Regions from separate parts of the Homo sapiens genome. Here region 2 is linked to region 1. The links are chromatin loops, found by intact Hi-C in ENCODE. Cell type or tissue: PC-3. All regions are shown on one strand. Each heading gives the region's core, and the rest is flanking DNA. Links, peaks and the distances in the headings are about the cores only.

What was found. A loop is a pair of places that touch in the nucleus more often than their neighbours do. Peaks named below come from ENCODE experiments on the same cell type or tissue, not always from the same donor. Only the 100,000 strongest peaks of a DNase experiment are listed, where the experiment ranks them.
Region 2: a loop joins it to region 1, with 10 times the contacts of the local background. A loop is called at or near these places in 35 of 110 quality-filtered maps.

Annotation. Positions count from the first base shown.
Region 1 is chr4:140,841,590-140,857,353 of GRCh38, reverse strand. No RefSeq gene overlaps it. Among named protein-coding and RNA genes, the nearest start is that of TBC1D9, 93 kb to the right of the region's middle. In PC-3, for the core only: a CTCF peak has its summit at 6,141 (motif pointing right); a DNase peak (open chromatin) is centred at 6,133.
Region 2 is chr4:140,620,816-140,636,579 of GRCh38, reverse strand. TBC1D9 (TBC1 domain family member 9) reads left to right here. Exons shown (of 21, transcript NM_015130.3): 16 at 2,392-2,632; 17 at 8,215-8,280; 18 at 9,053-9,139; 19 at 12,192-12,266; 20 at 12,361-12,464; 21 at 13,663-15,764. The coding sequence ends at 14,385. Among named protein-coding and RNA genes, the nearest start is that of UCP1, 60 kb to the right of the region's middle. In PC-3, for the core only: a CTCF peak has its summit at 9,401; a DNase peak (open chromatin) is centred at 8,369; H3K27ac peaks cover 270 bases.

The sequences.
Region 1 (15,764 bases), core at 2,473-10,472:
AAACTCAGGTGACTGAGAGAGGTCTCCTCTTTATGAGACATTTTAAAACACTAGTTCCATCATTCTTAGTGATCCAACAACAGAAGCAATTTGACCTCTTATTTCATCACACTCACAGGTAGTAGAGAGCCTCCACCAAGTCTCACTGTAAATCTTTGTTCTTGGCTGTGAGAAGAATCAGGGAGAAAGACCTTTCCACCGAGCCACCAAAGATACCATGGGGACCCTCTGCTCACTGTGATTGCATCTCCCCTTGTTGGCTTTCAGTCACAGCACCCTAGCAAAAGAAGGTGCCGTCCTAAATCTCCAACCAGTGGTAGCCTGTATCTGCTGGCATACAGGGAGGTACAAATTAAACGCCTCAATCTCTTCGGACCTTCCTGTTATGGAAGACACGCCCCACCTTCCCCCACAGGGAACATGCCTGATTAGTCATAACCCTTAAACTAATCACTCCCGCTGTGCCTCCCTCTAACATTCCCACCTTCTTTGTTCTTAAGGACATTTACTAAATAGGCAAGGGGGAAAGCAGAGCCAGGTTTCATTGGCGGGCAACTGCACTTGGTTGCTATGAGAGCTGTATACACACACAACACAGCTGTCATTGATATTATAGATCTAATGGGAGCCAAGGGTCTCAAATCTCTAAGGAGAAAAACATAATTCAGAGCTTTGGCAATGGTATCCATGTCTATAAATACATGTGAGAGCAGAGAAGTGAATTAGAGAATGTTAGAACACAATAGAGTTAGACCTGAGAATAAAATTGCATCACTCTGGGCCTGGACCTGATGTTTTTTATGCCAGCAAAACTCCCAGTTAAATATAATTTCAGGAGACCTTTACCTGAGATTGAGGTATAATGCCAGGACCTAAACACACACAGGACCTGACTCACAGAGCTTCCTTTATGATAAGGAAAGTTAAAGGTAGTCCATTTGCCTCTTATCATATTTTCTTTCCCTCTTTTTTATCTCCCTTGTTTGAAACAAAAAGGTGGAGAGGAAAAGGGAGGACATTAATGAGGGATGGACTCAGGACTAGAACTTGGGTTTTCCTGACTCCACTGCCAGAGTTCCTTCGGCAGCACCATGCTGCTTTCATAAATGGGTAAGCACCTCCTGACCACTCAAAAATATAAGGAATGGAAAGCAAGAAAAGCTGCTGGGCATGGTGGCTCGTGTCTGTAATCCCAACACTTCGGGAGGCCAAGGCAGGAGGGTTGCTTGAGGCTAGGAGTTTGAGACCAGCCTGGGCAACAAAGTGAGAGCGCTGTCGCTAGAAAAACATTAAAAAATTATCCAGGCATGGTGGCATGTGCCTATAGTCCCATCCACTCAGGAGGCTGAGGCTGGAGGATGACTTGAGCCGAGCCGAGCCAGGGATGTCAAAGCTGCAGTGAGCTATGATTGCACCACTGTACCCTGGGTGACAGAGCAAGACCCTGTCTCTATAATAAAAAAAAGAAAACTGAAAGTTTATGTATAGGAAGATTATGTATAATCAGGAAACACTCCCTGAACAGGAACAAGTCTAGTCTGGAAGTACTGGAAGTAGAATAGGATGATGCAACCACTGTATATAAGCAGGGACACCTGCAAACACACACACACACACACACACACACACACACACACACACAACCCACAAGGTGAGTCCCCACAGAATGCTAATTTTAGCTATGCAAGGAAGCTCATTATTTTAAGACCCCAATGTGTGTTATTTTCTAGACTCGCCCCTTCAAAATATGATTAGTCATGGAAATACTGGATAGAAGAGGGTGGTTTCCCCAGCAAAGGTACCACCCTCAAGCCTGAATACCTGCGGCCCTAAATAAGGACAGACATTCCTGTTTTTGCACCCAAAAGTTGCCTTCTGGCCCACAACGCCCCCTGTCCTGTACCCATATAAACCCCAAGCCCCAGGCTGGGAGAGAAGAGAAGGAACATCAGGAGAAGTTTGGCTGGGGATGGTCAGAGAATCAGCAGCTAGACAGCCAAACTCTAAGGAAAGATCATCTTTTCACTCCATCTCCTGTCCAGCTCCCCATCCATTCCACTGAGAGCCATCACCACCACTGAATAAAACCCCCACATTCAGCCTTCAAGTTAATGTCGGACCCAATTTTTTGGGATGGCTGGACAAGAGCTCAGGATACAGAAAGTTGTCATGCTGGCCCCCTGCCCTTGCAAAAAGGCAGAGGGCCCACTGACCTGGTTAACCCTTAAGCCATCCAGAAGGGCAAGACTAAAAGAGCACACTGTAACATGCACCCACCTGGGCTTTGGGAGTCGCAGACACCCACCCCTAGACACTGCCATGGGGCCAGAGCCCCAAAGCAGTCACTCTGGTTCCTGCACCTGCCATCTTCATGATCCTCCTCCCATAAAAGGGGTTTGAACTCACCAAACAGAGAGCCACACTCCTGTCGCATGTGTTGAGAAGGGGTGCAAGGGAAGTCTCCCATTTCAGTTATATCATACTTCCCAGCACTGGCTCACAGGCCAGTGCATAAGAAGGCCATCCCTTCTTATAGCCCTGCTATGGCACTGAGACTTGCTCGACAGGAAGTAAAGAGCGAGGATTCTTTTTCATATATTAAGAGGTGCTCAATGTCCAGAGGAACCTTCCAAGTAGAGAACTCCTAAAAACAATGGATAAAATATTAACACCTCCTTTAAGACAAAGAGCTAAGCTGGTAGGAATGTAAGATAAATTCTTGGACACCAGAAACAGTAAGAAACTACTAGTCTATTCAGAGGGGAACAGGACCACCAGAAATAGAGTTTGCCCTGGGTGCCTATGTTTATTTAGCTTTCATGATCTAGGGGTCTACAATTTTTTTCTGAAAAGATACAATTTTAAAGATAATATTTTGGGCTTTGTGGGCCACATATGATTTGTCACTTACTTCATTGTTGTTGTTTCTTAGCAACAGTTTAAAAATGTAAAAGCCATTCTTAGCTGAAAGGCCACACAAAAACAGGCCACAAGAAGGGCGTGTGCTGCTCCTACAGGAGGAGCTCAGAGACAAAGCTCAGGCTCAGAATCAGAGACTCCAGCACAAAGCCAGCACCCAAAAGAATTGACACCCTTCGTGGGTAAACTGGAAAAAAAAATATGCTTACCAGAAGGAATTGATATAAGTGTTTACCAGTGTTGGCCTTGGTTCTAGTTAAAAAGGGAAAAAGATAAAGTCTCCTCCAACACCCCAAGATACCTTAGCCATAGACAAGCCTTCTCATGGGCTATGTATCAGAATCCAAGTACTTATACGACCTAAAAACCCAAAGTACGAATTTAAACTTATTGCAAACTGATAGTCACATTCAATGTTTAGTAGAAATGAATGCATATATCCTCACTAGAGGAATACTGTTTAAACCAGGTCTCAAAGGAATTCTCACAAACCAAGTTTGAAGGAATATAAACTCACCACCAAAAGCTCAAAATACATAAGGAAACAAGTCACAGTGAGGAAGAGGGTTGCAGAAAGATTGATGATACGAGAAATAATTGGTTCAAGATATAGGGTAAGTGTTCTAGGGAACCCTACAGGTGATTCTAATGCACCTTGAAGGTGTTATTGTTTTTAGAGACAGGGTCTCACTCTTTCGCCCATGCTGGAGCACAGTGGCACGATTATAGATCGCTGCAGCCTCAAACTCCTGGGCTCAGGTGATCCTCCTGCCTTAGCCTCCCAAGTAGACCTGAGACTATAGACCCATGCCACCATGTCCAGCTAATTTTTAATGTAATTTTTTTTTTTTTTTTAAGAAACGGGGTCTCACTGTACAGGCTGGTCTCAAACTCCTGGCCTAAAGCAATCCTCCCACCTCAGCCACCCAAAGTGCTGGGTTTGTAGGCATGAGCCACCATGCCTGGCCTCATCCTAAAGTTTGAAAACTACCATTCCAGTCACTTCAGAGCTCAATAGCACAACTACCAAAATCAAAGTAGGAAAGCGGGACAAGTAAAATTGTTTATTTGGTTGGTCTACTTTGATCTTATGGTAATGAACTTGGAGGAGACTAAATTTCACCTATAAAATGATGGCTTGAGACTAAAGAAGAAATAATCAAGCCTGTCCTTATACTTTACCCACAGGGTCCCATAGGAACCAACCCTGACCTCTGTCTCCCACTCACCTCTATCTGGACACTCTCCACCTGACTCACAGGGCTGCAGCCACACTGTGTCTGCTGGTTTAACCATGTATCCTGGGGACCTAGAAGGAGCTCAGGGAACATCGTTAAACTAGTAACTGAATGAATGCTGGAGGCTCAGCTTTTTAGCCCAAAACACCAAGTCCAGGCTGGCATATTAATGGAAAGAACTGCCTGCTGAGGACTTGCTGCTACTGACTCTGAAGAATAACAGTGACACTAAAATAAATGCATAGTGCTTATCATCACTGCTGTCATCTTAACGTTAGTAATAATAGTGAACATTTGCATGGTTACTATGCACCAGGCACTAGTCAAGTGCTTTGCATGCATCATATCATTTCGCCCTTACCATAACCCTTTGAAGAAAGTACTATTAGTACCCCATTTTACAAATTCTGATCATGAAGCTTAGAAAGTAGCTTGCCCAAATCACACAGCCAGTAAGTGGCAAAACTGCTCATTAATCCGTTTTCTGGCTCCTAAAAGCTGCTCTTCACCACCATGATATATTATCCTCCCTCATCTGAAAAAAGAAGCTGACAGGTTTCTGTCTTTATCTCTGTAAAATAAGATGAAAGATATTTAAATTTAAATTTAAAAAAACAAGTCTGGTGTGGTGGCTCATGCCTGTAATACCTGCACTTTGGGAAGCCCAGAGAGGAGGATTGCTTGCAGCCAGGAGTTTGAGACCAGCCTAAGCAACATAGCGAGACCCTGTCTCTACAAAATAATAATAATAATAATAATAATAATAATAATAATAATAATAATAATAAAATAAATTAGCTGGTGTGGTGGCACGCACCTGCAGTCCCAGCTACTCAGGAGGATCGCTTTAGCCCAAGAGTTTGAGGATCCAGGGAGCCATGATCACACCACTGCACTCTAGGCTGAGTCCAGAGCAAGACTCCAAAAAACAACCACAACAACAACGACAAAGCACCTTTGCAGTAGAGAAATATAATAAACACTATCTCAGTCAGGTTGTCAAAATTAACATCAACAATGATGCATACATAAGTATGTAGCCTTGATATGATGTGATGAGAATGTTACTGGGGTTTTCCTCCCAAAAACCCATAACACAATCCTGGTAGAACCATGATAAAAACACCAGACAACTCCACACCGAGGAACATTCTACAAAATACATGACCAGTATTCCTCAAAAACTGCTAAGGTCATCAAAAACAAGGCAAGTCACAGAAACTGTCAGAGACCAGAGGATCCCAATGAGACAAGGTAATTAAATGTAATGTGATGTCCTCAATGAAATCCTGGAACAGAAAAAGGACATTAGGGGAAAAGTTACAATGATAGTGAAATCTGAGTAAACTCTGGAGTTTAGTTAATGGTAATGTACCAATGTTGATTCCTTAGTTATGACAAATGTACCATGGTAATGCCAGGTGTTAGCAACAGGAAAAACTGAGTGATGGAAATACAGGAACTCTCTGTACTGTCTTTGTAAGTTTTCTGTAAATTTAGAACCATTCTAACAGGAGTTTTTTTTTTAAGGAGATACTATTATCAAATATAACAACCTATTGAATTATTAGAAGCAAAGAATTCATCTCTGATGACACTGTGGAGTGTCCTCCGTTGGAAATTTTAGGAATAAAACAGAAAGCTCAGTACCCTGAAGAATTTAAATGTTAGTCTTCTTGAAACATAACACTGAACCAAATTATTTCTTGACATCAATTATATTTTAAGACTATACATTTGTGATTTTTATTAATTGTTACAATGACTCTTCAACACTGAGTAACTGGAAAATTTGCCAAATGAAAAGTTAATCTTTTGTAATTATATGTCAGAGTTATCACAAAAATAATGAGTAGGTGTCTCAGCTACGGCACAGTAATTACATTAAACATTGGCTGGGTAAAGAACCAAACGTTACAGAACGCTTGCTGTTTGTGTTGGTATTTATGTAGTTGAGCTGTTTCTCCCAGTAGGGGGCTCTGTTGACCATCAAATGGAAAAGATGCCCTGGCGTTAGGGAACAGAGTTTTTTGGATTCTACTTTGATTAGCGTTTGTAGGGGTAACTTTGAGGAAGAAAAACCTTTCACAAATCTTCTCCAGTTAGAAAGGAAGATTAGACAACACCAACTAATGTGGTTGGGGGTAGAGGATGTTTCAGAGAAGAAAGAAGGTATATTGGACCATACCAGAAAACAGAGACCTTCAGAATGCTCTTAGGCCTAGATATTGCTGAAACCATATATGCTCAAATGAAAAGCAGGTTTGAAGTGATAAAACTAGAAATGCCATATCCCACTTTCAGGATATGTGTTCCTGAAAGGTAATATTGGAGAAATGTCCTTCTTATACATTTTTTAATTGAGATAAGGTCTTGCTTTGTTGTTCAGGCTGGTCTTGAACTCCTGGCCTCAAGCAATCCTACCTTGGCCTGCCAAAGCACTGGGATTACAGGTGTGGTCCATCACACCTGGCCAAAGAAATATTCTTGAAGTATCACTTACATACTCATTGATTGACCACTAATGCCCTATTCCACATAGCATTTCACAAGATAGCTCATGCATTTAATTCTTTATCTAAATGCAGGAGCAAGAGCAGCCTCTACACACACACACACACACACACACACACACCCACACCCACACACACACATACACATTGACCCAATAAAAAATTTTAATGATCTCCCATTTCTATAAGCCCAAGTACAGAAGAGAATTCTTGATTGGTTTCTAAGTCCTGCTCTACCTAGCCTCTGACAACATCTCCAGAATTATCTTAAACCACTTTCCCACTCACTCTGTGTGTTCCAGCCCCACTGGCTTTAACATCTTCTATTTCTAACATGCAGAGCACCATCCACTACAGGGCCTTTGCACAGGTTTTCCACACAGCCTTATTGGTCTTATCCTATTCACCTCCTTCTATTTAATGCCAATTCATTCTTTGGATCTCAGCTCAAGAGCTTTACCTTGAAGAAAACTTCTCTCACCCCTGGATTAAATATCCCAGTTAAACGTTTACATAGCACCTTGTACTTGGCCATTATAGCTCTAATGACAGGTCTACTCCATGTATTAAACAATGTTTAGTATTGATAGTTTGCTTATGTGGTTGTCAGATTAATACCAATTCTCCAACCTAGATTGCAAATTACTTGAGATTAGGATCCATGTTTTTATTCTCCATGTATCCCAGTACCTAGCATAGGACCTGGCTTAGCACAGGTTTTCAACATATATTTGTTGAATAAATGATTGAAGGAATGACCATGCCACACACACATTCTCAGGAAAAACAACACTTGGATTTCAGAATGTACTACTTCCAATGGGGAAAAAAAATCCTGCTGACTTCAGAGGGAGTAAAGCCAGAAAGACAAGCAATAAAAGATGGTATCTTTGCCCAGAATGTGTAGGTTCTCTGACATTCACTGCCTTACCAAAGCCCATCCTGTTTTCTGAAATGCTGAGTCAGGTTATTTGGAGAAATTCTTTTGGCAAAAAAAACCTCTTTTTTGTTTGCTTGTTTCTATAAGCCAGGGAACACCAAATATTGCCAGTAAACCACCAGAAGCTAGGGAGAGGCACGGAACAAATTCTCCTTCAGGACCCTCAGAAGGAACCAACCTTGCTGACACCTTAATCTCCTCCAACTTCTAGCCTCCAGAACTATGAGACAACACATTTCTGTCATTTAAGCTAAAAAACAATTTAATGTGATAAAATATAAATATAGATAGAATATATACAATGTATCTTAAAAGAATCAAAGCAGTGACAAGATAGGAAGGAAATACCAGACCTACCATGAAGAGAAGTCAGCATCCCAGAAGCACAAATGAAGACAGAAGCTTCTTTTCCTCTGAGAGTAGTTATCCACCCTAAAAATACTGGATTTTCATTTTAGTGGCCTCCTGGCACTGGAAGAAAAAAATCAACTCCCAGAAACCACATAAAATCGAAAGCCTAATAAGAGATTCACCCCTTAAATAATCTGTAAAGACCCCCCCCCCCATAGACCAGTCCTAGCACAGAACCACAACCTCAGTTAAACTCTCCTGAGTATCCTGTATTTTCCAGGTAATTTCAAGGCTTAAATTTAGTTTAAAGTTGTCTTAAACTGGTAGTGCCTCTAGATACCTTGCAGAATCAAATACAAATACTTTCTGGGAAAAAAAAGCCAATTTCATATTAGGCATCAAAAAATTTGTCCAAAACTAAGCCAAAAATAGCCAGATACACAAAGAAAGTAGATGTCATAAGAAATATCTGGCAGAATACAGACCACAGAAACAGAACTACAAAGACTTCAAGTCTTAGAATTATATAAATTAACTGTATTAACTATATTTAAATTTTTTGTTTAAAAATTAATAACATCTGAAAGGAAGGAGAAACTATGAACTGACATATATTTTTACAATTTAAAGTATAAAACAGTTTTTGAAAAGGATCAAATGGAACTTTCAGAAAAAAAGTAATAAAATACCAAAATTTAAAACTCAGTAGATGAATTGGTTTATTAGCAGATTAGACACAGGTGAAGAAAAAAATTAATATACTGAAAAATAGTGGGGGGACAACTATTCACAATGAAGGACTGAGTGACAAAAAGATTGCTGATACAGAAAAAAAGGTAAGGGACATAAAGAATACCACAAGTGTTTAATGGGTATCTCTGAGGGTAAGAAGGAAAAGAATAAGGCAGGGACAGTATTTAAAGAGACAATGAAGATTTTCAGAACCAATGAAAAACACTATTCACAGAATCAAAAAGCCCAGTGAATTCAAAGCAACAGAAATTCATAGCACCACATACACATAATAGAAAAGAAAAAAACTTAAATCAATAATCTAAGCTTCCCCACAAAAATTAAAATTAAAAATAATCTAAGCTTCCACCTCAAAAACCTAGAAAAAGAAAAGCAAAATAAGTAGAAGGAAGAAAACTATGAAACTACAAAAAATTAGAAAATCAATGAAATTGTGAAGATGAAGAGCTTCTCAAAAAACATTTCAAGGTAAGAAATGAAATTGGAAACAGAAAAATGATTGAAAAAAAATCAATGAAACAAATAGCTGGTTCTTTGAGCTTAAGCCCAGGAGTTCAAGACCAGCCTGAGCGACATGGTGAAACCCCACCTCTTCAAAAAAAATACAAAACTCAGCCAGGTGTAGAGGTGCATGCCTATAGTCCCAGCTACTAAGAAGGCTTAGGTGGGAAGATTTTTTATCCAGGAGGTCAAGGCTGCAGTAAGCAGTAGCCCCACCACTGCACTCCAGCCTGGGTGACAGAGTGAAACTGTGTCTAAAAAAATAAATAAGTAAAGAAGAATCAACACCAATTCTACAAAATCTCTTCCAGAAAATAGAAGCAATCCAAGCAACTCTCAATTTATTTTCTGAAGCGAATATGACCCTGATATTAAAACCAGACAAAGACAGCACAAAAAAAAAACCTACTGGTGAATATTCCTCATGAATATAGAGGCAAAAGTCCTTAACAAAATATTAGCAAATAGAATCTAGTAAAATATAAAAAGAATTATACACTGTGATTGCTATGGTATGAATGTGTCCTTCCAAAATTTATAGTGAACCCTAATCCCTATTTTGGTGGTATTAAGAGGTGGGTCCTTTTGAGAGGTGATTAAGTCATGAAGGCAAAGCCCTCATGAATGGAATCAGTGCCCTTATAAAAGAGATTAATGGGAGTAGCTTTGCCCTTCTGTCATGTGAGGATGCAACAAGGCACCATCTATGGAAGCAGAGAGCAAGCCCTCACCAGACACCAAATCTGCTAGTGCCTTGATCTTGGATTTTCCAGCCCCTGGAACTATGAACAATACATTTCTACTAAATTACCTGATCTCAGGTATTGTATTATAGCAGTCTGAATAGACTAAGACAATGGCCAAGTAGAATTTATTCCAAAGATGCAAAGCTGGCATCATGTTTAAAAATTAACCAATGTCATCTACAATATTAACAAATTAAAGAAGAAAAATCTCATGATTGTATCAACAAATGCAGAAAAAGAATTTAGTAAAATGTAATACCCACTCACAAGTGAAAAAAAAACCTGAAAGAAAAATAGGAATAGAGGGGACTTTCTCAACCTGATAAAGAGCATCTATAGAGAACATACAGCTATCATTATACTTAATGGTGAAAGACAGAATGCTTTCCTCATAAGACTTAGAACATGACAAGGATGTCTGCTCCCATCCCTCTTACTCCACACAATGCTGGAAGTTCCAGCCAGTGCAATGAATCAGGAAAGGGAAATAAAAAGCATAGAGATCAGAAAGGAAGAAATAAACTGTCCCCATCTGCAGATAACATGATTACATAGAAAAGCCCATGGACTCTCCAAAAACAAACAAACAAAAACCTCTTAGAACTAATAAGTGAGTTTAGCAAGATCACAAGATATAAGATTAACATACAAAAACTCTATTGTATTTCTATATGCTACCAATGAGCCCATGAACATTGAAATTAAAATACAATGCCAGTGGCAATAACAAAAAAATAAATACTTAAGTGTAAATGTAACAAAGCATGTTCACCACTCACTTACATGCTACAAACTACAAAATGCTGGTGAAAGAAGCTGAAAAAGAACTAAATAAATAGAGATGCTTTCCATGTTCATGAACTGAAGAACTCAACAAGTGTCACTTCTCCACAGATTGATATACAGGTTTACCACAGTTTCTATCAAAATTCCAGCAAGAATTTTTGTAGATATATACAAGAATAATCTAAAATTTATATGATAATGAGGAGAAACTAGAATCTCTAAAACAATTTTGGAAATGAAAAATTAAGTCAGAGATATCAATTTACTCATTTCCAAGACTTATTATAGACTTATTAATACTGTGTGGCATGGGTCCAGGAGCAGTGGCTCACACCTATAATCCTAGCACTTTGGTAGGCTGAAGCAGGTGGATCACTTGAAGCCACGAGTTTGAGACTGCCTGGCCAACATGGTAAAACTCCGTCTCTACTAAAAATACAAAAATTAGCCAGGTGTGGTGGTGCATGCCTCTAATCCCAGCAACTTTGGAGGCTGAGGTCCTAGAATCACTTAAACCCAGGAGGCAGAGGTTGCAGTGAGCCAAGACCGCGCCACTGCACTCCAGCCTAGGCCACAACCTGGGCCAAAGAGCAAGACTTTGTCAAAAAAAAAAAAAAAAAAAAAGACTATGTGGCATGGGCAGAGGAATAGACACATCAATCAATGGAACAGAATAGTGAAAACAGAAATAGACCCGCACAAATATACCAAACCAGCATTTGACAAAGTGCAAAAACAATTTAATGGAAGAAAAACAGCCTTTTTAGCAAATGGTGCTAAAACAATTGGACAACCATAGAGAGAAAAAAATTGGCTTAAGTCTCACACCTTCTACAAAATTAACTGAAAATGGAAAATAGATTTAAATGTAAAACATTACGCTGTGACACTTTTAAGAGAAAATACGGGGCCTCTATTGCTAGACAAGGAGTTCTTAGACTTCATAGCAAAAGTATAATTTATAAAAGGATAAACTGATACATTTGCTATCACCAAAATTAAAAACTTTTGTTTTGTAAAAGACCCTATAAAACATTTTTTAAAAAGACAAGCTACAGAATGGGAGAAAATATTTACAAAACACTTATCCGTCAAAGGACTAGTATAGATAAAACTCTTAAAACTCAACAATAAAAAAAACAAACAATCCAATTAGAACATGGGGAAAAGACATGAAGAGATATTCTGCTTTTCAGATATACAGATGACAGATAAGCACATAAAAAGGTGTTCAACATTATTAATCATTAAGAAAATGCAAGTTAAAACCACCATGAGCTATCCCTACATATCCATTGGGATGTTTAAATTTTTTAAAAATAGGAACAACAACAAATGCTTTCAAGAATGGAGAGAAACTAGATCACTCATATGTTGTTGATAGAAATATAAAATGATACATTCACTCTGGAAAACAGTATGGCAGTTTCTTTAAAACTTAAAAATGTAACCACCATACATCCCAGCAATTGTCCCAGAGAAATGAAGACATTCCATACAAAAATATATGCACAAATGTCTGTAACTGTTTTATTCGTCATAGCTACAAACCAGAACCAATGTAGATGTCCTTTAATGGATGAATGGCTAAAGAAACCATGGTACATCCATACCATGGAACACTATTCAGCAATGAAAAGGAATGAATTATAGCTCCACACAACAGCTTGGATGAATCTCTAGAGAATTATTCTCAGTGACAAAAGCCAGTCCTAAAAGGTTACAAACTACCTGATTCCATTTTTACAACATTCCTGAAATGACAAAATTATGAATATGGGTAATAGGTTAGTGTGGTTTCCAGAGATTAATGAGGAGAATGAGGGCAGAAGATGAAGTGGGCATAGCTATAAAAGGGCAACAAGAGGGACCTTGGTAGTGATGGAAATTTTCTGTATCTTGATTATATCAATGCCAATTTCCTACTTGTAATATTATACTGTATTTATGCAAGATGTTGCCATTGTGGAAACTGAGTAAAGAATACACAAGATTTATCTGTATAATCATGTGAATCTACAGGTATCTCAAAATAAAAAATGCAATTAAATAGAAGAAATAAATTAGTAAAACTGTCTGAAAAAAAATCACCATTTTTGTAAGTTGTAAATAAAATCTGGAACTATAATCCCAAATGATATCAACAATAGAGTGGGAAGGGGTCCTGGTTATTTATTGTTGTAATAAACTTCCTTGGAATTCAATGGTTTTTTAAAATGATCATTTTATTTTACTCAGGATTTTGTGATGGGAATTCAGGAAGGGCTTAGCTGGCAGATCCATGTCACATCATCTGGAGTAGATAGGACTGGAACACCCACTTCCAGATGGCTCCCGCCCTCATTTCTTATTTTTTTATGCTCCTTGGCTTCTTGCTGCACATGATGTCTCATCCCCAGGGCCTCTCCACAGAGTTAAGACTTCTCACAGCATGGTAGACCTAAAGAAACTGCACTTCTTCCACAGTAGCTAGCTTCATGGAGGCAGGAAGCAGAAGCTGCCAGATAGTTAAGGGCTATACTTGGAACAGACATGTATGTCACTTCTGCCATAGTCTATTGGTCAACGTTATCATTGCCCCTTCCCAGATTCAAGATGGTGGGAAAATGGACTCCAACTTGATGCAACGGGAGATAACCCTGTAGCAATCTCCGGGAAATAACATCTACTCCAGGGAATCTAGGGGAAGTAGAACAGATGGAAGCAGCTTCATTTGAGAGGAGAGTTCTTGTTGTTTAACTAATTTTTTAGGAGAAAAGGTTGATTTATGTGTTGATAATTTAAGGATAACCCTTAAAATAAAAGAATGAAAACTGTATAACTTTCACACCAGTATAGGAGAAAAAAACTGAACAAAGAAAACTTGATCCAACAGAAGGCAGAAAACAGAATAATGAGAAATAAGGAGACTGCATGGTAAATAAGAGAAAAAATAAATCCACATTTATCAGTAATCACAATAAGTCAAATAAAAGTTGAAGAATCTCAAATCTAGAGTTACGCTATTTACAAGAGACCCACTAAAACAAATATAATTCAGAAAGGCTGACAATTAAAAGAAAGAAAAGTATGTAGGCAAATTTACCAAAAGAAAATAATATACTTACTAACATCACAGAAGACAGAGATTAATGTGAAGACTATTTCAAAAGGCAAAATAGAACATTTCATACTGAGAAAGAACAAACTGACAGAAGATATGATATGAACCTGTATACCCTCATTTTGATCAGGATAGTCTATGTTGAATGACAAAAAATCCTAAAATTTCAGTGGTGCAACATAACAAAGGTTTATTTTTCATTCACATTACAAGTGCAAATTTGAGTTTGTGAGGAGCCCTACTCCAAAATTCACCCAGAGACTCCTGCTGATGGAGGGTCCTGCAGCTCTGCTTTCTGGGCCATGAGGCATCCTCAGTCAAGAGAAGTTGTTAGGGAGGGATCACATTCTAAAATACTTTGTCCCAAAAGTGGCACACATCACTTGACTCAGTCCATTGGCCAGAATTTGTAAAATGAACTTTCTTAATTGCCAGGGGGCCAGGAAAGTATGGCTCCATGGATGTTCGGTTAGCTGTAAATGTTTATGCCACAACCTCTAATGACATAGCCTATGAAGAAAAAATTACAAAGAATAAAGAGAAAAAAAATGAAACTCTACTAACATAGTGGAAGATTTCAGCACATTTTCTCAGTGACCAAGCTAAAAATAATTTTGTCTGAAATTATTCTATTAGAGAATAACTTATTTGAGTCTTAAACCCTTTGATTTCTAGTAATTTCCTATTAAAATCCATTTGGTCACCCAGGGTGAACAAATGGAAAAGACAGATATTATCAGAACCCTTTCAATCTGAAAGCAAGTCCCAGTAGGAATAGTTCATAGAATGGGAGGTACAGGTGGCATATAGAGTACTGGTAGGGGCCTGGCGAGTACGAGACAGACAGGGACAGGGCATAGAAAGAGGGAGAAGCACACTTTATAACTTTTGCCAAGGCCACCCAGCAGGAGATGGATGGAATATGAAAAAACAAGAAGTGCATTGGAGCAGAAGCATTAAGTTACATAATTAATACATATAGCTTATGCATAACTTATATAAAAACATATATAAGCCGCCTATATAACTGCTATATGCAGTTGTAACCTCGGCAACCACAATCAGAAAGAATCATTACCTTAGTGTGTAGGTAAGTGGATTTGAAAGAGTGAATTGCCAAGAAAACAAAATTCTTATATGTTTACTTGTTGCTGGAATGGGAGCAAAAAGCTCACATAAAATTAAAACCACCAATATTTACTTAATTATAAAGAAAAACATACAACCATACCAAATACTATAGCAAATAAATATTAGAGTATTTCTGCTGGGTGCAGCGGCACATGCCTGTAATACCAGCACTTTGAGAAGCCAATGAGGAAGAATTACTTGGGGTCAGGAGTTTTAGACCAGCCTGAGCATCTGAGCAACATAGTGAGACCCCATCTCTACAAAAAAAAAAAAGTTAAAAATTAACATCACCCTGTCTCTAAAACAACAACCCCAGCAGTTCAAGAATAGAGTACCTCTCATGAGTACCTTGTCTCACAGCATACATAAAACTTATATTTTGTTCTATTTCATTTAATCCCCATAACAACCTATGAGGCAGGTCAGGGAGGCATGTTTATTGTTTAGTTTGTTTATTTATTTCTGTAGCCTGTGTTGTTCCAGAAAGGATTTAAGAGTACTTGAAGAGATTAATAAACTAGAGCAAGATATCAGAATATAAGTAGAGAGTATACAAACAACAAACTACCTGAAAAAAAAAATTAAGAAAACAATCTCAAGGCAGGAGCGGTGGCTCACGCCTGTAATCTCAGCATGGACCTCCTTGGGAGGCCAAGGAGGAAGGATTGTTTGAGCCCGGGAGTTCAAGACCAGCCTGGGCAACACAGCAGAGTTCCAGGCTGTAGTGAGCTGTGATTGTGCCACTGCCCTCCACCCTGGGTGACAGAGCAAGACCTTGTCTCA
Region 2 (15,764 bases), core at 4,472-12,471, 220 kb after region 1:
CCCATCACTAAAAAATATATATTTTTTACATTAGCCAGGCATGGTAGCATATATTTGTAGCCCAGAGGCTGACGTAGGAGGATCGTTTGAGCCCAGGAGGTCGAGACTGCAGTGAGCCAGGATCACACCACTGCACTCCAGCCTGGGCAACAGAGTGAGACCCTGTCTCTTAAATTTTTTTTTTAAGGAAGTCGATTTCTGGGTATTTTTCTGGAGATACAAAGGAATGATGTAGTCCTCCTCCCAAGGAGCTTACTGCACAGACTTTTGGATAGAACTTGAGGAGAAAAGGTTAAAGAATGCACCTTAAGGCAGATTTCATGGAAAATGTGGTTCAGGGGCCCTTTGCCCTGGTTTCTCTTGAACTCTTTCCAAATTAGCCCTTCTGTTTCAATCTCTGGGCCCATAGTCCCCAAATGATGGTCTGTGGGCTCTCAGCAAGGAACAAGGGAGATGATCTGAAGGGCATGTTTTATCCTAATGGTTGTGAGCACCATGAAAGTGCCTGCACCCATGTTCAGGCCAGGTTCAGAGCAACTTGGGGTGCTTAGGAGGAAATGCTTTGGGTAACCTTTGTCAACCGATGTAGCTCAGGTTAAGGGGTTCCCTCCCGGAATATATCCCCAACACCATGCTGCCCACAGAGGGCTGCTGGGCTCCACTCATGCTCGTTCAGAGTACAGCTCAACCCAGCAGGCCACTCTGACCTCAGCTTCTGCCTCCCTGCCACTGACACACCCGCCTCCACCCTGCAGCCAGGAATGCAGTCCCAGGAATGCAGTCCCAAAGCCCACGGAACTTTGACACAGTTTCCTTTATTCTCTCAAGGTCGCCTTGCAAAAAACCTGACTGGTTCTGCTCACCACCTCTCCTTCCTCCTCTCTTCCCTACTCCCACTCCTCTTTTTAGCTTTTTCACTACAATTCCCAATAAACAATTGTGAAAAGACATTGATCTTCTTTGCTCCTTTTCTAAGGGAGAGCAAAATAGAAATATAACATACTCACAATTGACTCTCCTCTTTTTCAGAAACCCTAGGGAAAAGAGAAGGATTTTCAAAAGTAATTTTTCTTTCTTCTTTTTTAGTTTTATTTTTTTAAGACAGGGTCTCACTCTGTCACCCAGGCTACAGTGCAGTGGCACCATCCCGGGTCACTGCAGACTTGACCTCCTGGGCTCAAACTATCCTCCCACCTCAGCCTCCCAAGTAGCTGGGACTACAGGCATGTGCCACCATGCCCAGCTACTTTTTAAACTTTTTTTTCATAGAGACAGGGTCTCAGTATGTTGCCCAGGCTGTTCTCTAATTCCTGGGCTCAGGCGATCCTCTCGCCTGGCCTCCCAAAGTGCTGGGAATATAGGAATGAGCCACTGCACCTGGCCAAAGGTGTTTTTTTTTTCTATTACCATATTTATTCGTGCTTATAGTGAAATATTCAGACAATACAATATGGAAAAAGTAAAAACGAAGTCCTCCTTTTTATGCTCCTCCTTTCTCCCCCACCTGCCACCCAGAGTTAACTATAAATGCCTGTGTGGGGTTGAGGGTGTTCTTTCAGAACTTTCTAGCGCATGCTTTTTTGTGTGGTCTTCCTAAAAGGAGTGGATATTTCTACCAGAGTCACCATGACCTCATGAATAAAGAGGCTGCCTTTTTTCCAAGGCCAGCAACAGGAAGCCCTTTGCTGGGTCTGGATCTCTATTCTGCTCGCCGGAGTGGTTCCTACGCTGATAATTTTTCTAGAGCTATTCACAGATGTGTGAAATTGGATGACCACACACTTGTAGGTTGAATACTGTGTGACTGTGATCTTATTTATGTGATTTTGGTGAGCAGGGAAGCAGGGGGTTATGTATGATACATGGGACATTAAAGCGGGAGTTAAGAAACACAAAATCTCATCATGATTCTGCTTTAACTGGTTGGTTAACCTCATATGAGCCACATAAAGTCTGGATTTTACCATTGTCACCTAGAAAACAAGGCGGTCACATTACCTAAATTCCTATCTTTTTCAAGTAGCATTCTATTTAAGCTAAAAAATTTCTTTCTCTTTATGGGAGTTAGTTCTAAAATGTATGTGAGTGTGTAGGTAAGGGGGAAGAGAATGTGGTGGGGGAGAGTTCCCTTTCTTTCTTCACCTACACCCAGTAATTGAAGCAGACCTTCCAGATGTAAACTGCAGAAGTGGTTGGTGTGGAGGCAGTGAAGGGCTGGTCAAGTGGAGGTGTATGTAGAACTAAGAGACCAAGGGGGCCCTGAGGCCACAGCCCTGCCCCAGGGGATGCACACAGATTCACCTAAAGCCCTTTCCAAACTGGAGGATGGGCGTTTTCTTTCTGGTATTTGCTGCAAAAGAGGGTCCCCAGTGATCATCCATTCTTTTTCAGGCAGAACATCTCACCAGCTGCTACTGGGGCGGGAGCAGCAACGCGCTGGACCGGCATGACCCCAGCCTGCCCTACCTGGAACAGTATCGCATTGACTTCGAGCAGTTCAAGGGAATGTTTGCTCTTCTCTTTCCTTGGGCATGTGGAACTCACTCTGACGTTCTGGCCTCCCGCTTGTTCCAGTTATTAGATGAAAATGGAGACTCTTTGATTAACTTCCGGGAGTTTGTCTCTGGGCTAAGTAAGGACGTGGTACTATTGCATGAGTTGGGATGGGATGCTGGAGTTGTGCCTAGTGTTGCCCATGCTGCCCTCAGGGCTACAGAAGCACAAGGGGAGGTTTGCAAACTGATTATAAAATGTGTTTTTCATGAACATAGTATATGGATAAATCGTTGCCTCTACATCAGACAGCCCTCAACACTAGTTAAAAGTACATTATTAGAGAATTCACAAGACAATGAAATGCCAACATAAACACTGAAACCACAGACGAGATAGTTTTACAAGAGACAAATGTTTGGGTTGGTGGATTACTACTATTTGACAAAAAAAAATAGAATATTTTATTGAATATATTATATATAATTGCATAAAACATCTATTTCATAGTAAATTTTATATGTAATTTCATACTTTCATAAAACATTATGAAATGTTTTTAATAAAGGAGCATCACAGCAGCCCTGCGGCCTAAATGGAAGTCTTTTCTCTCCCTTTTGCTGGGAGGAGGAACCTTCCAGCAGGAGCAGGCCCAGCCTCACCCCACACCTCACCACAGCATGAGGGCAGCTACCTACCAGCTCCCTGTCTGGTTTGCTCACTGCCCTGCATATGACTGCCTTTTTGGACTCTTGTTCTTTTTATAACTGGGCACAAAAGCTTCATGGTAGTGGAGCCTGGCCCACTTGACGTAAGGTTGAGAGTATAGCAGGCATTATGCCAGAATGAGGTAAGAACAATTTTTTTAAAATTCTAATTGTGCTACTCTATGACCTTGGGCCATATGCTTTAAAAAGAAGTACCCAAGGAAAGAGAAAATGTCAGGCATAGAGCCAGCATTTCTAAAGAACGTCTTTAATCTGTGAGAGTTATATCTAGAAGACATAAAGGCCAGAGGAAGCTGATGGTTTTTTAAAAAGGGAAGGGATATATGTAGGTAAGGTCCGTTGAGGTTAAAACAAAAATTGTATAAAGTACTCATCTATACGCTTAAAAGAGGGGACATGGGAGAACTCGCATTTATTTAGAGTGCAGATACTGTTGTGATACTTTAGAACTTTTACTATATTAATCTAAACAACAGCTCTTAGGTGTAATAATGATAGTGATAACTGACATTTATACAGCATTTACTGCATGCCTGGCATTGCCCTAATGCTTTTTATGTGCACAATTCACATGCATTTAATTTGTCTAAGGGCATGCAAGTATAAAGTTTGTGTTTGATTCCACGTACTCAAGAGGCACAGTTTGTGCTGTTACTCTTATGCTTCGTTACCTACCTGCTTGCTACTATTATCTCCATATTTAGCTAAAGAAATAGAAGCTCAGAAAAGTTAAAGTAACTTGTTGGAACATTAGTTTTTAGCAAACCAATAAATATCTGTTATTGAACTGAAATGAGAGGCACAGCTAATACATGCTAGACCCAGGATTCGAACAATGGCTATCTGTCCTGAAAGCTTATCCTTTTCTCACTACTCTGTACTGAGGATAACAAAAGGGCATTTTTTAGGAAGAAGGAGGCAGTATTAATTTTTAGTTACACAAGTGATATATAAGTACAGTCTGCTTTTTTAAAAAGTGGCACAAATCAGATAACACTAAAGACCCCTTTGACGCTATGCTAATCTTCTTTACTTCCAGGGTAATTACTGCTTGTCATATAGGTATCCATCAAAAGAGATATTTAAAAAAAAAAAACCTTTGGGCAAAAATAAAGAGGAGAAAAAAGAGACGGGTTCTACATGTAGAAAGTGACAGAAATAAACAAAAATATTTAATTTACTTAAATTCAGTCAACTCCAGTAAGGAGAATGCTTTTGAAAATCTTCAAGAAGGAAAAAGAGTCTTGAAGTCCAGCATAGAGAAAACACTGGAAAAGAATATTTAGACTTCAAAATGCAGTTGAGTTCCTGGGCAAAGTAAACTATACCCCAGATTAGTGGGAGAACTCTCAGATGTGGTTGCAGAGCTGTTGTCAGTTACATTGGTCAGTTATAGTTATGGAGATGGGAAAGTCAAGCAGAAATGAGAAATTCTGTCTGTGTTTAAAGAAACTAAAGAATGGGCCAGGCCCCGTGGCTCATGGCTGTCATCCCAGCACTTTGGGAGGCCGAGGTGGGTGGATCACTTGAGGTCGGGAGTTCAAGACCATCCTGGCCAACGTGGTAAGACCCTGTCTCTACTAAAAATACAAAAATTAGCCAGGCGTGGTGGCAGGTCCCTATAATCCCAGCTACTCAGGAGGCTGAGATATGAGAATCACTTGAACCCAGGAGGCAGAGATTGCAGTGAGCAGACATCGTGCCACAGCACTCCAGCCTGGACGACAGAGTAAGACTCCATCTCAAAAAAAAAAAAAGAAAAACTAAAAAATGAATTCTGAAAAACATGTATCAGTAATTTTATATCAATCCCCAGAGAGATCCCTCTAGAAATTACTAAACAGATAGATGGTCTTTGTGGAATTAGAAATTAGGGGTTTCAGGCTGAGGCAGGCAGATCATGGGGTCAGGAGATCAAGACCATCCTGGCTAACACGGTGAAACCCGTCTCTACTAAAAATACAAAAAATTAGCCGGGCGTACTGGTGGGCGCCTGTAGTCCCAGCTACTTGGGAGGCTGAGGCAGGAGAATCGCTTGAACCCGGGAGGCAGAGGTTGCAGTGAGCCGAGATCGTGCCACTGCACTCCAGCCTGGGCAACAGAGCAAGACTCCATCTCAAACAAACAAAGAAATGAGGGGTTTCTGTCAGAAGCCATAAATTAGCTGTATCTCTTTCTCCAACAGTGCGGCTGAAACTTAGAGTTTATAAACATAGCATAATGAGTTGTGATGCAGCCGGTCATTGGATAAATAATTCATTACCAATGGAAAAGGTGAAAGTATATGGAAATTGGTGATTGTGTAACTGGCTGAACACTGCACCCAAAAGTGTGATGGGCAATAAGTTCATTTCAACTGAGAGAGCATTCACTAGTACCCTTGGACCCAGTATTTGGACTCTTTGCAGTTGCATCCTTATTTGCACGATAGAGTTAACCATCAAAACTAAATGAAACAATTCAAGTAAAGTTCTAGAAGTGTGTCTGGCTCAAAAAAATGTTGGTTATGATTGTCACTATGATTATTACTCATTCTCCCCTACTGGACTCAGCGGACACCTTGAACCATGAAGGCAGAGTACACTTACTGAATGGGTGGGGCCACATGAAGGTAGAAGAGATAGCCAAGGGTATGTTAGGTGACAAAAGTAGGTTTTTAAAAATTATGATAGGCAGAAATTATAACTGAACCCAGGTTTGGCTGCTCACCACTCGAAAAACAAACTCAAGAGACAAGAGTTTCTTGGGTGGGAAGAAAACCAGGTTTATTCTGAGAGCCAGCAAATCACGAAAATGGCAGACTAACATCCTAAACTACCATCTTATGTCAGTACAGATTTTAGGCTCTTTTTGTGTTAAGGGCAGGGGAATGAGAAGCAGTTGGGATCAAGAGGTGACAGACAATGCAGATATCTGGGCACCAGCAGGGGTCCGAGAAGGTTGGGAACTTCTTTGTCTTCAGTCAGGTTATAATGCTACCATGGATCTTTAACAAAACGGTTTTTTGCATACTTCTCCTTCAATATCAGAGTTAATTTTTAAAACTACATGATTGCTGTTTTTGCATATTATCTTAGTGCTCTAAAATTATCCTAGCCTACATGCAGGTAAAGGTCCCTTAAACAAAACTTGAATTAGTTATGTTGGTTCTTTTGCTGTTTCACTGTTACAAAATGATTGGTGAAAAAAAATTGATAAGGATAAATATAAGTTCTACTTTTAAAGAAATAATTGTTAAAGAACTACCTAGGATGTCTGCATGTAGTATAATAGTGGTTTCCAGCATGGAATCTAGAGTCAGACAAATCCAGGTGCAAATCCTGGACCTGTCACTTATGACCTTGAACAAATTACTTAACCTCAATAAGCCCAATTTTTCTTATCTGTAAAATAGGAGTAATAATTGTGCCCATTTTATAGAATTGTTATGAGATATAAGTGGGATTATACATATGAAGTAATTGGCACAGGGCTTAACACAGAGTGGGTGGTTAATGTCCGTCATTATTTTCATGATTAGTTTTATTAATCATGCAAACATCCGGGAGTTTAGTTAACCATGTGATCATTAAGAAACTCCACTGTGAGAGTGTGAACAGTTGAATTCACACTTAGGCTATACTAATGGAAGAGTCAGGAACAGTTCCCCTATTTCCTGGAGTGGTCAAGAGGCTTCTGAACTCATTCCAGAGGGATATTGATTGAGAAATTAACATATAAGGTAGATGTGGATAATAATAGGGAAGGATAAACAAATCACATCATATGAGAAAATTGAAAAAATTGGAAAGATCTAATCTGAGAAGATAAAGTTGGCCCAAAAAGATAAGCTTGAGGAAGACAGGACAGCTGTTCTTAAAATCTGAAGGATTGTTGTGTGGAAGAGTTGAGACACCCATTCTGTTTTGCTTTAAAGAGTGGGATAAGAGAAAGAGGAGTAGTTCTAAACCATTTTTGAGTCATGGACTCTTTGAGATCTGATAAAGACTATGGACATTTTCTTTCCCCAAAGTAACATATGAACATAAATAAAATTTTGCATTTTGAGGGGTTCACGGACTTCATAAAGTTGAGACTACAGGTTTTAAGGGTCATTAGACTAAAAATTACAGAAGAACTTTCAGTATTTAAAGAATACAGCTTGGAATGAAATGCCTCTGGTTGTATTGAGTTCCCCATCTTTGAGAATGTTTCAGCAGATGCTGGAGTCCTGTCTCACTGGGGTGTGTGAGAGGAGATCCTACATTAAGTGGAAGGTCAGACAAGATAACCCGTAAGGTCCCTTCCAACCCAGATTCTATGATTCCTATTTTTCTTCTTTTTCCAAATCTCATTTATCTTTAGGTGCTCTCAGAATATATATTTACAAAGGATTTTCTGGTTCTAGCAATAAATATGGACTTTGAGGGGAAAAGCAACAGGATTCTTCCGATTGAAGCTATGGTGATATAATGACCAATAGGTTCAGATAAATTAAGGAAATACTTAGGAGCTCAAAAACAATTAAAAAGGATTTCTAGAATGAGTAATTTGAAGTGATATCAAAACACATCTTGAAATTATTTCTGAACTCTAATAGTTATTTAAGATGTTGTGCCCCAATCACATGACCTTTCTCATTAATAAAGCTATTTTATTAGGTGCCAGGCACTATTCTAGGTGCTTTATATGTTTTAACACTTTTAGTTCTGACATTTCGTGGAGTCCTGACATCAAGATCACTGGTAGAATCTTCTATTATCATCTCACCTTACAGAGGGGAAACCGAGGTACAGAGGGTTTAACTCTCCCAACAGTATGTAGTACATGCAGAGGATTTGAAACCAACCATCCTGGTTCCTGAGCTGTTAACCCAAACAGGTCCTGGCCAGGCCTTTCACCACACAATGTCTTGGTTGGAATGTGTATGAAGTAGACTTTTTAGAGGAACACTAGGCCTGGAGTTTATTAGCACATGTGATGCATTTCACATTGGTACTTATGTGACTTCTAGGTGCTGCATGCCATGGGGACCTCACAGAGAAGCTCAAACTCCTGTACAAAATGCACGTCTTGCCTGGTGAGTGAGCTACATGGAGCAGTACTTGTGTCTGTAACCATGACCTGGCTTGAAGTCTCTGTTTTAGGTGTAACCTGATCGTCCTCTTTTTGATATACACCATCATTCATGAGTCACTAAGAACTAACTGAACAATGACAATTTCCATAAGTTCTTGAATCAGCATGCACTTGATTGTATAGTCATTTACCTGTGTGAAGAGTGAGTTGTGGTAACAGAAAAGAGCAGGCAGGCATCTGCAAAAGAAAGAATAAATAGCACTTGGTAACACCTGGGATACAAGGATTGTGAGAGAGAAAAGGAGCGTAGGAACATTGACAGGAACAAGTGGGGAAAATGGTGAGGTTTTTTCAATTTTAAACAAGGTTGGTACCAGCTGGGATCTATCTAGCAAATACTTTTAAAAATGAGATGAGATTGGCACGAACAATAGAGGTAGGATAAAACTAGATTTGGGAATTCTCTTTATAGCGTACAGTTTCCTAAAATTTTGTTAATATAGCATTATTCCATACAACTTGGAAAATTCTTCATAACACAGAAAATATGAAGGAACACTTTGGTGTGGGGTTGTTAAAAGGGAAGGTGGAGTTAGATGGAGTTAGTGACCTCCTCCACTAAGGTTTAGAGACAGTAGGCACTCAAGGCCCCATCCCACCTTTGTAACTTTAGCTTTTCATCCCCACTTATGTCATTTTATTTAATAATTAAGCATACTTTCACTGGATCATGGCCCTACCAATATGAGAACTATGTTTCCTCCCCTCCCTAGAGCCATCCTCTGATCAAGATGAACCAGATTCTGCTTTTGAAGCAACTCAGTACTTCTTTGAAGATATTACCCCAGAATGTACACATGGTAAGTGACTTTTCTCACCAAAGATACTATATTTGTTTTCTACCGAGCCCTCCATTATTGGAAAAAGACTTGCCTCCAAAGCTAGTCAATCAAAGAAGTATGTAAATATGGTTGCCTTAATTGGTTACTTTCCTTTCCAGTTTTTGAGATTAGGCAACTATTGGGCAGTAGGTACCTCAGCCCACTGAAGGAAACATGTACATTGTTTCCCAGTAGGTTAGGAAACTTGTGTCCTATAGAGCTGTATACTTTGCTGCCCTCTTTCTGCCAGGATCAGCCTCATTAATAATATCCTGTTAGGCAGCCATCCAGAATTGGAACTAGCATTTCTGTCAGAAAGCATTCTCTTATATCTGTGTTTGCTCTATAGCAGAAGTTGGCAAACTATAGCCCGTGGGCCAAATCCAGCCCACCACCTATTTTTTACAGCCTGTGAACTAAGAATGGTTTTTTACATTTTTAAATGGTTTTTAAAAATCAAAAGTAAAATATTTTTGCCACATGAAAAGTATATGAAATAGAAACTTCAGTGCCTATAAATAGTTTTGTTGGAAGACAGCCAAGCTCATTTATATATGTATTGCTTATGGCTGTTTTCGTGCTGCAGAATTGAGTGGCTAAAACAGAGACAGTATGACCTACAAAGGTTAAAATATTCATTGTCTGGTCCTTTACAAAAGACATATGCTGGCTCCTGCTCTCTGTGGATGATAGGTCTACAAAGATGTGATTCAACTCATATATGTCTCCAAATTTATATATTAATTCATATACTGTTTTGTCTTACATTAATCTAGCATTGTCTTTTGGCTTGCTACTGCAGTAAGTTACCTTCTAATTCATCATTAGGTCAACTTTATCAACTCACCTAAGTCCAAAAGTAAATGTAGGTTTCTCCTGGGTTCTTTTGCCTCTTAAGTTTTGCCATCCCCAAATAAGCACAACAGAGACCTGCACCAAGAGACCTTACTTTTAGACTGTAAGCACCAAAGTGATTTCTGTAGAGAGAGTGAGCCAGGCTCAGTCTTATGACTGGCAATACAAGTTGAGGGTAGGAGCTTTGGACAGAACACTAGCTATGTATAGTGTTGTCTAGGTGAGTGCAGGCAGGTTCCTATGTGAGCCTCAGTTTCCTTGTGTGGAGAATGGAGATGATAGCTATCATATTGGGTGTAATTAGGACCTAATAAGAGAATGTAATAAGACATTTTGCATAGTGTCTTAGTGCATCCTACATATTCTTAATATTATATATTGGAAGTAATGGCAAAAACCACAATTACTTTTCACCAACCTAATACCATTAGCAGTCACATTCTGGCTACAAAATGTTCTCCACACATTTCTTAGTAGACATACATCTCAGAAAGGGATTCTCTTGTTTTAGAAATGCTTCAGAAATGGTCACATGCCAATAGCATGTAATATCATTGAAATATGCTTTTTGAAGAAGGTTTTCCAGTGCCAAAGATGCTATTGCTTTGCATGGAAATGTTTCAGGTACGGGTAAAATAAGTAAGCCAAAACTGTCTTAGAATCTTACCATATAAAGATAACTAATAATTCACCTTGAAATATTTCAGTTTTTTATTCAAATTGTACACATACACACCACAGATATATGTATATAGAACTGGGATCAAACTACCTATACAGTTTTGTATCCTGCTTTTTTTACTTGAAATCCAGTGAGAATATTACTTTGTCATTAAAATTTCTTTGAAAATGTGGTTTTTAAATGGCTATATAGTATCCATTGCATGGACTTACCATACATTAAATATTTTTTAAAAATCCACTTGTTGCCTACATCATTTTCAACATTAAGAGGGGAGGAATTTCCCAACAACACATAGTACACTTTCCTCACTGTGTCTTAAAAGCTACTGAGATTAATTTGACACGTAATACAGTAAAGGCCACATCTCTGTCTGACCAGCCAGCTTTGGGTGGTTGAAGAAGTGCTGGAATGCACCCTAACAGCCAACAAACTGCATGGGAAACTGAGGGCATTGTACACCTCTCTATTTTGAAGTCCCTATGTGCCCTGTAATGTCTCGTTTTAAGAAGACAAAACAGTTATAAGTGGGTTCCTTAAAAGTCATATTTTTGAAGTACCAAATTATAAATCTGAAGTAGTTTTATAGCATGTAACATTTTAGCAAAAAAAAAATTTTCTCTCTTCTGCCAACATAGATTTTAATTTCCTTGAAAGAGTGAGTTCTGGATCTTTTGCAGGGTCTGGCAAAAAAAATCTGTCTCATATATGCAAAGTTAAATGATAATGTAGAAAAGACAGGAGAGAAATCAACATTCATTGGGGCAAGCACTACCATTTTTTAAGTACTAAAGGCTATGTGGCATTATCCCATTAATTTTTTTTTTTTTGAGATGGAGTTTTGCTCTAGTTGCCCAGGCTGGAGTGCAATGGCACCATCTCAGCCCACTGCAACCTCTGCCTCCTGGGTTTAAGCAATTCTCCTGCCTCAGTCTCCCGAGTAGCTGGGATTACAGGCATGTGCCACCACATCCGGCTAATTTTTCTATTTTTAGTAGAAACAGGGTTTCACCATGTTGACCAGGATGGTCTTGAACCCCTGACCTCAGGTGATCTGCCCACCTTGGCCTTCCAAAGTGCTGGGATTACAGGCATGAGCCACGCTGCTTGACCCTCCATTAATTTTTTATTGTACACTGAACCCCAGCTGTGAGAAAGAATTCTGCGGAGGTCCTTTACCTGGAGATAGTGTTGTCAGATAAAATTATGGGACATGTAGTAAAATTTGAATCTCAGATACAAAATAATTTTCTTAGTATAAGTATGTCCCCTCTAATGTCAGGGTTATACTTATCCCCCCCAAAAATTGTTGTTTATCTGAAATTGAAATTTAACTGAATGTTTTGTTTTGTTTTGAGGAGTTTTTTTTTGTTTGTTTGTTTGCTAAATCAGGCAACCCTACTTAGAGAGTCTTCTATTTTCCACTACAAATGCTAATTCCATGGTCATATTATATAACATTCTACTTTTTTCTTCTGAACCATTTCTTGGTAGTTGTTGGATTGGATAGCAGAAGCAAACAGGGTGCAGATGATGGCTTTGTTACGGTGAGCCTAAAGCCAGACAAAGGTAAGGATATTCTCTTCTATATGTTTACCTTCTTGCTGGTTGTACACTTGTTTTTTGGCCTGTAAGCACTTATTTCTTGACATTTGGGTTGTAGGGAAGAGAGCAAATTCCCAAGAAAATCGTAATTATTTGAGACTGTGGACTCCAGAAAATAAATCTAAGTCAAAGAATGCAAAGGATTTACCCAAATTAAATCAGGTAAGTGCTTAAAGTTCAAATCATTCGCTTCAAACCTGGACACTCTTTTTTCTATGACTGAAAAGTCATCGATAAATGTAGACTCAATACCCATCAAAAATAATAACTGGGGCCTTTACTTAGTATCCATTTGGACCTATTTTGTGCATGTATTTATGCATCAAAAATATGCTCCATTGTGAAAAAACGACTTCCTCAGAGGAAATGTGAACCACAACATATTCCATTTTGAGAGTAAATGCATCTTATTGCAATCATTAAAAATACCCTCAGATACTCGAAAGACAAACACATTGCTGTTTTCAGATCACCGTGCTTAGCTATAAAGGTGTCTGCACATTTTCCTTAAAAACCTGGTGAAATGAGGAAGAAAAAAACAATATAAATAATTATAGGCTGAAAATGCTAAGTTTTGTAATTGAAGAACAGAAGTCATCTGGGTGGAGACTGAAAGCACTAAAGCATTACTTCTGTCCAGGGAGATGGGGCATGTGTCGTGGGAGGAGGGATTGGAGCTAACCTTGGAAAAATTGAGGTGCATGCTAAAGTGTGTAGACGTGAAAATAGATGAGTCTCGGATTTCCTTAAGATGTTTCAAAAAGGGAAAAGAGAACAAGAAAAAAGTTACTGAGCCAAATGTATGACATAGTCCTTCTTGACTCGAGGTGAGCTGTACATGGATGTTTACTTTTTCATTCCAACTTTCATAGATGTTGGAAAATTTTCAAATTAAAAAATTGGGAAAATAAGCTGGGTGTGGTGGCTCACACCTGTAATTCCAGCACTTTGGGAGGCCAAGGCAGGAGGATCACTTAGCCCAGGAGTACAAGACCAGCCTGGGTAAAATGGCGAAACCCCATCTCTACAAAAAACGCAAAGATTAGCAGAGTATAGTGGTGTGTGCCTGGGGGGCTGAGGTGGGAGGTTCATGTGAGCCCAGGATGTTGAGGCTGCAGTGAACCGTGATTGCACCACTGCACTCCAGCCTGGGCGACAAAGAGAGACCCTGTCTCAAAAAGAAATAAAAATTAAAAATAGAAACATCAATAGGAGACTTTAAACATGTCCATCCAGCCTAGGCGGAGGACTTTCCAGGGATCTTTAGGCGTTCTCATTTAAATGGCTTTACAGTCCACTTCAGTGCTGCCTTTCTGCTCCCCCAAGATTTCACATTGTGTTTTTCCAAATCGCTTTTCAGGGGCAGTTCATTGAACTGTGTAAGACAATGTATAACATGTTCAGCGAAGACCCCAATGAGCAGGAGCTGTACCACGCCACGGCAGCAGTGACCAGCCTCCTGCTGGAGATTGGGGAGGTCGGCAAGTTGTTCGTGGCCCAGCCTGCAAAGGAGGGCGGGAGCGGAGGCAGTGGGCCGTCCTGCCACCAGGGCATCCCAGGCGTGCTCTTCCCCAAGAAAGGGCCAGGCCAGCCTTACGTGGTGGAGTCTGTTGAGCCCCTGCCGGCCAGCCTGGCCCCCGACAGCGAGGAACACTCCCTTGGAGGACAAATGGAGGACATCAAGCTGGAGGACTCCTCGCCCCGGGACAACGGGGCCTGCTCCTCCATGCTGATCTCTGACGACGACACCAAGGACGACAGCTCCATGTCCTCATACTCGGTGCTGAGTGCCGGCTCCCACGAGGAGGACAAGCTGCACTGCGAGGACATCGGAGAGGACACGGTCCTGGTGCGGAGCGGCCAGGGCACGGCGGCACTGCCCCGGAGCACCAGCCTGGACCGGGACTGGGCCATCACCTTCGAGCAGTTCCTGGCCTCCCTCTTAACTGAGCCTGCCCTGGTCAAGTACTTTGACAAGCCCGTGTGCATGATGGCCAGGATTACCAGTGCAAAAAACATCCGGATGATGGGCAAGCCCCTCACCTCGGCCAGTGACTATGAAATCTCGGCCATGTCCGGCTGACACGGGCGCCTTCCCGGGGGAGTGGGAGGAGAGGGAGGGGAGGGATTTTTTATGTTCTTCTGTGTTGAGTTTTTTCTTTCTTTCTTTTAAATTAAATATTTATTAGTACCTGGCTTGAAGCCTAGTGTTTTCATAATGTAATTCAATGAAAACTGTTGGAGAAATATTTAAACACCTCAATGTAGGTACATTACACTCTTGTTGCGGGGAGGGGATTTACCAGAATACAGTTTATTTCGTGAATTCTAAAAAACAAAAAGATGAATCTGTCAGTGATATGTGTGTATTATAACTTATTAATCTTGCTGTTGAGCTGTATACATGGTTTAAAAAATAGTACTGTTTAATGCTAAGTAAGGCAGCAGTCATTTGTGTATTCAGGCTTTTTAAATAAAATTAGAGCTGTAAGGAAAATGAAAAGCCACAAATGCAAGACTGTTCTTAAATGGAAGGCATAGTCAGCGAGGGTAAATCCTATACCACTTTAGGAAGTATTAAAAATATTTTTAAGATTTGAAATATATTTCATAGAAGTCCTCTATTCAAAATCATATTCCACAGATGTTCCCCTTCAAAGGGAAAACATTTGGGGTTCTAAACAGTTATGAAAGTAAGTGATTTTTACATGATTCCAGAATAACACTTGTATTGACCAATTTAGACAGATACCAGACCAATTTTGCATTTAAGAAATTGTTCTGATTATTTACGTCAACTCATTAGAATTCAGTGAAAAGTAACAGTCTTTTGTCACAGAGAATCTGAAAGTAGCAGCAAAGACAGAGGGCTCATGACAGGTTTTTGCTTTTGCTTTGCTTTTGTTTTTGAAAGAGTAAAAGTACTGATGCTTCTGATACTGGATGTTTAGCTTCTTACTGCAAAAACATAAGTAAAACAGTCAACTTTACCATTTCCGTATTCTCCATAGATTGAAGAAATTTATACCACATATCGCATATGACCATCTTTCCATCAAATCAATGTAGAGATAATGTAAACTGAAAAAAAATCTGCAAGATAATGTAACTGAATGTTTTAAAAACAGAACTTGTCACTTTATATAAAAGAATAGTATGCTCTATTTCCTGAATGGATGTGGAAATGAAAGCTAGCGCACCTGCACTTTGAATTCTTGCTTCTTTTTTATTACTGTTATGATTTTGCTTTTTACAGATGTTGGACGATTTTTTCTTCTGATTGTTGAATTCATAATCATGGTCTCATTTCCTTTGCTTCTTTGGAATATTTCTTTCAACACATTCCTTTATTTTATTATACATTGTGTCCTTTTTTTAGCTATTGCTGCTGTTGTTTTTTATTCTATTTACAGGATGATTTTTAAACTGTCAAATGAAGTAGTGTTAACCTCAAATAGGCTA